2 separate regions of the Homo sapiens genome follow, and region 1 is linked to region 2. Evidence: chromatin loops called from intact Hi-C (ENCODE). Cell type or tissue: OCI-LY7. All regions are shown on one strand. Links, peaks and the distances in the headings refer to the core of each region. The heading gives the core; the rest is flanking DNA.

What was found. Peaks named below come from ENCODE experiments on the same cell type or tissue, not always from the same donor. Only the 100,000 strongest peaks of a DNase experiment are listed, where the experiment ranks them.
Region 1: a loop joins it to region 2, with 5 times the contacts of the local background. A loop is called at or near these places in 23 of 110 quality-filtered maps.

What each region holds. Positions count from the first base shown.
Region 1 is chr12:32,309,882-32,315,265 of GRCh38, forward strand. The region is part of intron 4 of BICD1 (BICD cargo adaptor 1); the gene reads left to right. Among named protein-coding and RNA genes, the nearest start is that of FGD4, 87 kb to the right of the region's middle. In OCI-LY7, for the core only: CTCF peaks have their summits at 2,390 (motif pointing left) and 2,589; a DNase peak (open chromatin) is centred at 2,390.
Region 2 is chr12:31,400,175-31,405,558 of GRCh38, forward strand. It overlaps DENND5B (DENN domain containing 5B), which reads right to left. Exons shown (of 21, transcript NM_144973.4): 15 at 2,324-2,469. Among named protein-coding and RNA genes, the nearest start is that of LINC02387, 34 kb to the left of the region's middle. RefSeq lists an enhancer at 4,937-5,076. In OCI-LY7, for the core only: a CTCF peak has its summit at 3,121 (motif pointing right); DNase peaks (open chromatin) are centred at 3,147, 4,207 and 5,047; H3K4me3 peaks cover 52 bases; H3K27ac peaks cover 1,665 bases.

The DNA of each region.
Region 1 (5,384 bases), core at 140-5,139, 910 kb after region 2:
AACTCGTTATTTACATTAGGTATATCTCCTAATGCTATCCCTGACAGTTTGTATTTTCATAGTTCCTTTATCTCTTAGGATTTCTCCTGGCCTGGATCCAAAACACTGCATGGGAGAGGCCGCCTTGTGCCTCTAATCCAACAGCTGTGCTTAGCTAACAGCTCATGACAGTGTAGAGGGGCACAGGCAAGGCTGTAACTCCCTGAACCAGGTGATATGCAGCAGTTCAGGTTTTCTTCCTTCTGATCAAGTACCCCTTTGATGGAGTAAGTTCAAGAGATCTATAGTACAACACAGTGACTGTAGTTAATAACAATGTATTGTATTGAAAATAAAAGAGTAGATTTTAAGTGTTCTCAGTGTTGTAGAACCCCTAAATGTAGGTCCACGTGTTGGATGGGCAGTAAGCCAAATACTGACACATCAGTGCTTAGCAGCAGAGAAAGGTGTATTCATTTTTCCAAAAATGACATTGTGGGAGAGGCAATCGGTCAAATCCTACCTGCCTTTGAACGTAACTGGGGGTTTTTGTGAGTAAGGCAGCTGTGCAGGAGAATGAAATCCCCCAATGATCAAAGTTGTTTGTGTCCCGCAGCTCAATCAGACTTCTGGATGCCATCAAGGAGGTCTGCATGACCTAAGGATCATTGTTCTTTGAAAGGAAAACAAGTTCATTAATCTTACTGGCTGCCAGGGTTAGGATGCAAAGTTAATCAATTATTAGTGACTACCGTCTACCGAATGACTACGTGCAAGCAGTCATGCATGGAGGAAGAAAAGGACAAAGAGAAAGGAAAATAAGTAAAAAACAAACGTTTAATGATTTTGATAATATAGGCTCAGTTACATCACCACAAACATGATAAGTATGTCAGGTCATGCATGTCATAATTAGCTCAATTTCCACTTTGCCTACATATTTCAAAACATCATGTTGTACATGATAAATATGTACAATTTTTGTCAGTTAAAATAAATACATTAATTTGTTTTTAAAGAACTCCTTTGAAAACAGTATACCTAGTCCATATACCCTTTCGGCCTTTTCTTCTCCTACAAGGCTCAATGTATGCCCATGATTTATGTTTTCCCATCCATAGGTATTTATTTAACCTGGTTCCAGGAAAAAAAAATGCCTCTGTCGACGAAGCAAGTCAAACTCTGTAAAATATTTTAAGAGATTTATTCTGAGCCAAGTATGAGTGACCATGGCCTGTGACATAGCCCTCAGGAGGTCCTGAGAACATATGCCCAAGGTGGTCGGGGTACAGCTTGGTTTTATATATTTTAGGGAGGCATGAGACATCAATTAAATACATTTAAGAAATACATTGGGCCGGGTGCGGTGGCTCACGCCTGTAATCCCAACACTTTGGGAGGCCAAGGTGGGTGGATCATGAAGTCAAGAGATTGAGACCATCCTGGCCAACATGGTGAAACCCCATCTCTACTAAAAAAAATACAAAAATTAGCTGGGCATGGTGATGCATGCCTGTAGTCCCAGCTACTTGGGAGGCTGAGGCAGGAGAATCACTTGAACCCAGGAGGCGGAGGTTGCAGTGAGCCGAGATCGCGCCACTGCACTCCAGCCTGCGACAGATCAAGACTCTGTCTCAAAAAAAAGAAAAAAGAAAGAAATACATTGGTTTGGTTCAGAAAGGTGGGACAGCTCACAGCGGGGGCTTCCAGGCTATAGGTAAATTTAAACATTTTCTGGTTGACAATTGGTTGAGTTTGTCTGAAGGCGTGGGATCAATGGAAAGAAAATGTTCAGGTTAAGATAAAGGATTGTGGAGACCAAGTTTTATTGTGCAGAGGAAGCTCTCAGATAGCTGACTTCAGAGAGAGCAGGTTGTAAAATGTTTCTTATTGCACTTAGAAGGGTGCCTGGCTCTTAGCTGATTATCTCCTGGATCTGGAAAGGAAGGAAGGAAAACAAAGCGGGGAAAGGGGATTCTCTACAGAATGTGGATTTTTCCCACAAGAGACTTTGCAGGGCAATTTCAAGGTATGGCAAGGAAATATATTTTGGTTTTCTTTCTTTGCCAGTATCAGATTGGAAAGTAACTCTTGATATACAGGGTTAAATAAAACGCATCCGATGAGAATTTATGGTTTGTAGGGCATGAACTCCCCAGACCCCTTAGATAGGAATTTGGGCAAGATAAAAAAAAATCAGATCTTAGTCCTCACCTCTGCCTTAATTATCAGGAATGTTGAGTGAATTGTTTTGCTTCTCTGAGGCTCATTCAAAAGGGGAAGGTAATAAATTAGCCCCACCATTTGTCTCTGCCATGCCTTTGTTGGAACTATGGAAAAAACAAAACAAAACAAAAATCAGGTCTCCTTCTTGAAGCCATCATACTGCCATCTGCTGGGAAATGGTAATAACAAGTATAAACATTTATAGCTACTACAATTTAAATAGCACCTCCTGGAGTTGTTTGCATACAACCTGCAGACTTCTGCATTGAAGCCCTGGTGATAATGCCATGCCTCCTCTGTAGAATTGTGAGGACCAAATGGGATGGTAAATATGAAACTGTGTATAAGTCATAACATTTTATAAATTATTATTGTCCTGGAAACTGCCATCAGGTTTCGAGATGCCAAGAAGGTCCCCACTATCCCTGTGTATAAACGGTCAATACATAAATTATAAAAAGTATGGGAAAGGCAAGTGGTGGTAAGCCTGTATCTAAATTAGGGAGAGCTTTTTCTCAGAATAAATTAGAGTGAATATTTTACTGAATTGTATGCCTTCCTAGGTTATGGAATAAAATACAGGAATATTTTAAACTTAGCTAATCATGCTAAGTTTCACATAATACAGAAACATATACACAAAAAATACAGTAAGAAAACATTTTGATTCACCTCAGTCTCTATAAACTTGACAATAGTCCTTGATAGTGAATAGTTCAATGAGTGTCATCCTTTATTCATGAGAGAAGTTTTTCAGAGTATTATCGGATAAATTATTTTGGTTTTTTGGTGCCCTCAAGACCTCATTATTTCAAATAGGTTGTAATTGACATTTTCCAGTGGCAGTCAAATACCTTAATTAGTTTTATTAGAATGAAAATAAGTAGATTCTGTCTGGAAATACTAACTAAATTACTTAATCAATTTAAAGGTGTCCTGTATGCTTGTGCTGAAATTTCTGTCTTTGATAAATAGCCTCTAACTTTACATCTGCATAGAGTCAAACTAAGCAGGGGAAAACTCTTTGGATTTTTTTTTTCAGTATTATGCTGGGTATATAATTTCACATGTAGTATGAGAAAACAGTAATGTTTCTGTAAAACTAAAATTAATATATTCTGTTGCATCCTCATGGATGTGGAAGAAATATATTCATATTATGTTTTGATCCACTCTATTAAAGGCAATTTTAGTTTTTTCTATAATGATTGATGTTAAGTGGTGATGGTAATTTGCTATATGTCCCATAAGAGTTCAAAGCAATTTTTATATATTTGCTTAATTGGTTGCTGCTTATAACAACTGTATGGGGTAGAGAGTATTATTATCTTCATATTATAGATAGGGAAACTGAGGCATGACTGTGTTATGTCATTAGTTCAAGGTCAAAAATCTAGTAAGTGGAGTTGCTACACAGAGACAGTCGAACAAGTGAAATATTATCTCTGCTTAAACACTCACAGAATATTTATAGGATGACATTAATGAAAACAAGATTGGTTAGTTCTTGGGTTCTGAAACTTAAAGTGACAAGTATAATTATTTCCTAGTACAAAGCTGACAAATGGCTAAACTATTACAGATTTTATAGTTAGAGATTACAAACTAGCTGGGCGCAGTGGCTCATACCTGTAATCCCAGCACTTCGGAAGGCTGAGGCAGGAGGATAGCTTGAGGCCAGGGGTTTGAGACCAGCCTGGGCCACATGGCAAAACCCCATCTCTACCAAAAATACCCAGAAAAAATTAGCTGGGCACGGTGGTGCGTGCCTATAGTCCCAGCTACTAGGGTCGCTGAGGTGGGAGGATTGCTTGAGTCTGGGAGGAGGTCAAGGCTGCAGTGAGCCATGACCATGCCACTGCACTCCAGCCTAGGTGAAAGAGCGTGACCCTATCAATAAATAAATAAAATAAAAATAAATGGAATCATACAATGTGTGGTCTTTTGTGACTGGCTTCTTTCACTTAGCATAACATTTTAAAGGTTCGTCCATGCTGTAATATATCAGCACTTCATTTTCATTTCTTTCTGTTGTCAAATAATACTCCATGGTATGCAGATACCACATTTCATGTAACCATTCATCAGTTGATGGACACTTTAGTTGTTTGTTTTTTTAGCTATTATCAATAAAGCTGCTATGAACATTTGTGTACAAGTTTTCGTGTGCACGTATGTTTTAATTCCCGGGGGAGTTAATACTAGAGGTGGAAATGCTGGGTCATATGGTAATTCTATGTTTTACCTTCTGAGGAACTGCTAGTTTTGAAAACAAATCGAGTGTACCATTTTTTTATCCCCACCAGCAGTGTATGAGTGTTCCGATTTCTCCACATTCTCACTAACACTTGTTATTATGTGCCTTTTCAATCATAGCCATCCTGGTGGATGTGAAGTGGTATTTCATTATCATCTTGACTTGTATTTCCTTGATGGCTATGATGTTGAGCATCTTTTCATGTGCTTATCTGCTCTTTTATATCTTCTGTGGAAAAATGTGTATTCAGATTATTTTTTGACTGGGTTGTCTTTTTATTTCTGAGTTGAAAGTGTTCTTTACTGATTTGGATACAAATCCCTCATCATAAAAGTGATTTATGATTTGCAAATATTTTCTCCCATTCTGTGGGTTGTCTTTTCACTTTCTTGATGGTGTCCTTTGATGTACAAAGGAGTTTTTTTTTTTTTAAAAGAGATGGGTCTCACTATGTTGCCCAGGCTGGAGTGCAGTGGCTATTCATAGGCACAATCATAGCACACTGCAGCCTCAAACCCCTGGACTCTCCTGGCCTCAAGCAATCCTCCCACCTTAGCCTTCTGAGTAGCTGGGACTACAGGCGCATGCCACTATGCCCAGCTAAAAAAACTTTTTAATCTTGATGTGTCTAGTGTATTTTTTTCTTTTGTTGTTTGTGCTTTTGGTGTCATACAAAACTGTTGTCTAATCTAAGGTCATGAACATTCATGGCTAGGTTTTCCTCTAAGAGTTTTATAGTTTATCTCTTACATTTAGGTCTTTGATCCATTTTGACTTAATTTTTGAATATGATATGAGGAAGAGATCAACATTACTATTTTACACGTGGGCATCCAGTTGTCCCAGCACCATTTGTTGAAAAGACTATTCTATTCTTTCTTTCCCCTATTGAATTATCTTTGTACCCTTGTCCAAAATCAAC
Region 2 (5,384 bases), core at 98-5,097:
CAAGAAAACAATTATAGATTTTAAAAATCACTGACACTGATATTCTTTTCTTTTTTAGAAAATTTTTTGTGGGTACACAGTAGGTATATATATTTATAGGGTACATGAGATGTTGATATTTTTCTGTTCCAATAAGATACTAAGGCAGAACTGACCTCAGACCTCATATACTAGAAGTCTTTGAAGCTATTTTTTAAAAGGCATAGTTATCAATAAGTTATCTTCACTGGTCCTTTGTGGACAAGTACAAAATAAAGCAATGATAATAGGAATAGCAAAAATGAATACTAATTAAATTCTGACTTCTAAAATCTGATAATGAAAAGATCACTGACCCCAACAATGTGCTGGATGACAACATCAGAATTGTAAGTTCTTTTTTTTGGTTAATTTTAATTTTTAATTTTTATGGGTACCTAGTAGATGTGTATATTTATGGATTAATTGAGATATTTTGATATAGGCATGCAATGCCTAATAACTGTATCAGGGTAAATGGGGTGTCTGTCACCTCAAACATTTATCATTTGTGTGACAATCCAATTATACTTTTAGTTATTTTAAAATGTACAGTTAAATTATTGTTGACTATAGTCACCCTGCTGTGCTAGCAAATACTAGGTCTTATTCACTCTATTTTTTTGTACCCATTAGAGCTACGAGTTTTTTTTTTTTGTTTTTTTTTTAGACAGAGTTTCGCTCTCGTTGCCCAGGCTGGAGTGCAATGGTGCAATCTCCGCTCACCACAACCTCCGCCTCCCGGATTCAAGCGATTCTCCTGCCTCAGCCTCCCGAGAAGCTGGGATTACAGGCATGTGCCACCATGCCCGGCTAATTTTTGTGTTTTTAGTAGAGAGGGGGTTTCTTCATTTTGGTCAGGCTGGCCTCAGACTCCCGACCTCAGGTGATCCGCCTGCCTCGGCCTCCCAAAGTGCTGGGATTACAGGCGTGAGCCACTGGCCCGGCCAGAGCTACGAGTTCTTAAAGCACTTTATTCTTTGTATCTCAGTGAGAAGGCATCACCATGCTCTAACTTAGGGATGATGGCATCTTGAATTAGTTGTGCAGCAGAGATGGAAAGAAGTAGGTAGACATGAGAGAGACAGCTTAGAAATGGCAATGATGGGGGTTTTAATGTACTTTCATTATTGTTAGATGAAGAAAAGCCAAGGGTTTTAATATTTTATATACAGGTGGCTTTGAGTCTACTGCATGGATAAGGCCAAACTGGGCTCCTGGGGGCGGGAGGGCATCATGACTCTAAGTGGAAACTGCTATTTCGAGACCCCAAGGAACATGAGAATGGGACATTCAGTTCGTACCATTTCCTTCCTCAAACACAACAATTATTTGTCCTCTTCCTCCACCAAGATCAACCTGTGTACAGGCTTAACCCCATGGAACTATTTCACCAAGTAAGACTGAAAATTGACTACAATATTAAAAGGTGGCTGTTTGTTTTGTTTTGTTTTTTGAGACACAGTCTCACTCTGTCACCCAGGCTGGAGTGCAGTGGCACAATCCTGGCTCACTGCAACCTCTGTCTCCTGGGCTCAAGTGACCTCAGCCTTGCAAGTACCCAGACTACAGGTGCATGCCACCATGCCCAGCTAATTTTTGTATTTTTTGTAGAGATGGAGTCTCACCATGTTGCCCAGGCTGGTCGTCTCAAACTCCTGGGCTCAAGCAATCTGCTCACCTTGGTCTCCCAAAGTGTTGAGATTATAGGCATGAGTCACTGCGCCTGGCCAAAAGGCATTTTTATAGAATCATTCTATAAATGTCACCATGTGGTCTAAAACCAGTAAGCAGATGCTTGAACCCAGGAGGTGGAGGTTGCAACGAGTGAAGATCACACCACTGCACAGCCTGGGCGAAAGAGCAAGATTCCGTCTCAAAAAAAAAAAAAAAAAAATCCATAAGCATGAATATCAGCTCTCCTGTCCTTTTGCCAAAGGATGACCAGGTTTGGGCAGAAAACATTTTACAGTAGGGAGGAGAACCACCGCGGGGAAAACATTTATTTGAATATTTCCTGCTTGCTAGAATCTGTGCTAGACCCTGAAAATAGTAGGAGAAGACCTAGAAAGCCCCAAAGCACATCATTACAAGTGAAAAATAGAGCTTAACAATGAAAATGCAAAACAAATTAGTATATAAGCTGCTTAAGACAACTTTAGACATATAATCACAAAAATGATCCTGCACGCTTTGAGTGTTCCTCTATTTTATTTGATTCAAGGAAAAATGAAAAAGCCAGACAGAATCATCTGTAAAACTACACGTGATACATTCTTCTAGGAAAGGTATTAGCTGAACCTACCTCAAAGGTCATTTCGAGGAGGTTTTTGGGAATCTGCATTACTCCTGTGTCTCCCAGCTCTCCTGATACACAGATCCAAGGGTTTGATGTGATTATTGCATTGCTCAGCTTTTTGATTGGGATGATCACTGACCTATACGGAATCACTGAAAGAAAAATGCAGAAATTAATTAAAAAGCGGGAATAAAATTCTCCTTATAACAAAACATATATTAAGAACTCTTGTTGGTTTTCATTGATAATTTGCTTTTTATGAGCTATCAAGATGTACTTATACGAAAAGTTGAGATCATAACCTTTCAGTCTAGAAAGATGAGATCTAGTTTGCAAACCAGAAGTCTCAATACTCGTAGCAGTGGTTTTCACAGCATGTATATCATCATGTATGTATGATGCATATATCAACATTAAACGTATGAACAATCTCAAGCATTAGCACGAGAATACCTAAAGATGTGAACACTGACTGTGTATATTGTGTTTTCATTGCTTAAATTTTCTTAAAAATTAATTTTGTAACAAAATTGAATAGAAATGAACATGATTACTGATATGGTTTTATATAAAAAGAGGGGTGGATGACTTCTTGGACAGTATTGAGTTTCTTGGGCAATGCTTTAAAGCACTGCATTTCAGAACTTTCCTGTCCCAAGTTTACAGAACAATATGCAAAAACCACAAATAATAAACAATGGAACCTCCACTCTGGACATATCGTGAAGTCTATAAACCACAACTTTGAAAGCTATTAAGGTGACTCACACGCAAGAGGAGCCCAGGGAGGCTCTTCCACAGACAGACCACTAGATGTCACTGCCCTATCACTGTCCTTTGCTCAAATGTGGAAGCACGAGAGGTTAGATGTTATGCATGTCCTCCCTTCTTTTTTTTTCTTTTTTTTTTTTGCCAACATGGCAAAACCCCGTCTCTACTAACAGTACAAAAATTAGCCGGGTGTGGTGGCAGGCGCCTGAAATCCCAGCTACTTGGGAAGCTCAGGCAGGAGAATCACTTGAACCCGGGAGGCAGAGGTTGCAGTGAGCTGAGATTGCACCACTGCATTCCAGCCTGGGCAACAGAGTGAGACTCTGCCTCAGAAAAAAAAAAGAAAGAAAAAAGAAAACGGCTGGATGTGGTGGCCTGTAATCCTAGCACTTTGGGAGGCCGAGGTGGGTGGATCACAAGGTCAGGAGCTTGAGACCAGGCTGACCAACACGGTGAAACCCCGTCTCTACTAAAAATACAAAAATTAGCCAGGTGTGGTGGCACACACCTGTAATCCCAGCTACTCAGGAGGCTGAGGCAGGAGAATCGCTTGAACCCGGGAGGCAGAGGTTGCAGCGAGCCGAGATTGTGCCATTGCACTCCAGCCTGGGCAACAGGAGTGAAACTCCATCTCCAAAAAAAAAAAAAAAAAAAAAAAAAAAGTGCAGACAGGGCCAGGCACGGGGGCTCATGTCTGTAATCCTACCTAGCACCTTGGAAGGCTGAGGTGGGCAGATCACTTGCGCTCAGGAGTTCATGACCAGCCTGGGCAACAAAGTGAGACCTTGTCTCTATACAAAATAAAAAACATAATTAGCCAGGTCTGGTGGTACACACTTGTAGTCCCAGCTACTCAGGAGGATGAGGAGGGGGGATCCCTTGAGCCAGGGAGGTCAAGGATGCAGTGAACTCTGATCCCACCACTGCACTCCAGCCTGGGCAACACAGCGAGACCCTATCTCAAAACAAAAAGGGGGCAGATGGTTTAAGCACATAAGCATTTTTGTCCATCACAGCCATACATTTCTGGTTTTTTGTTTGTTGGTTTTCTAGAGACAGGATGTAGCTCTGTCGCCCAGTCTGAAGTGCAGCAGCCCAATCAGTGTTCACTGCAGCCCTGATCTCTGGGGCTCAAGCAATCCTCCCATCTCAGCCTCCCCAGCAGTTGGGACTACAGGTGCACGCTACCACACCTGGCTAACTTTATTTATTTAGAGTTTCACTCTTGTCGCTCAGGCTGGAGTGTAGTGGCACATTCTTGGCTCACTGCAACCTCTGCCTCCTGGATTCAAGTGATTCTCCAGCCTCGGCCTCCCAAGTAGCTGGGATTACAGGCGTCTGCCACCTCGCCCAGCTAATTTTTGTACTTTTAGTAGAGAAGGGGTTTTGACATATTGGCCAGGCTGGTCTCGAACTCCTGAACTCAGGTGATCCACCGGCCTCAACCTCCCAAAGTGTTGGGATTCCAGGCATAAGCCACCGCGTCCGACCTCTAGCTTTTTTTTTTTTTTTTTGAGACAGAGTTTTGCTCTTGTGGCCCAGGCTGGAGTGCAATGGCATGATCTCGGCTCACTGCAACCTCTGCCTCCCGGGCTCAAGCGATTCTCCTGCCTCAGCCTCCTGAGTAGCTGGGATTACAACTGCACACCACCACGGCCAGCTATTTTTTGTATTTTTAGTAGAGATGCGGTTTCACCATGTTGACCAGGATGGTCTCGAACTCCTGACCTCAGGTGATCTGCTCACCTCGGCCTCCCAAAGTGCTGGGATTACAGGCATGAGCCACCGTGCCCGGCCCCTAGCTAACTTTTTAATTGTTCTTTTGTTGAGACAGCATGTCACTATTTTGCCCAGGCTAGTCTTGAACTGGACTCAAGCGATCTTTTTGCCTTGGCCTCTCAAAGTGCTGGAACTCCAGGCATGAGCCACTGCACCTGGCCTGATTGTAAAATTTTAAAGTTTTTTTTTTTTGAGACACGGTCTCGCTCTGTCACCCAGGGTAGAGTGCAGTGGCACGATCTCAAGCTTACTGCAATCTCCACCTCCTGGGCTCAAGTGATCCTCCCACCTCGGCCTCCCCAGTAGCTGGGACCAGAGGTGTGCACCACTACGCCCAGCTATTTTTTTGTAGTTTTAGTAGAGGCAGGGTTTTGCCATGTTGCCCAGGCTGGTCTCAAACTCCTAAGCTCAAGAGATCTGCCTGCCTTGGCCTCCCAAAGTGTTAAGACTACCGGCATGAGCCACCTGCCATGTATGTATGTATGTATGTATGTATGTATGTATGTATGTATGTATG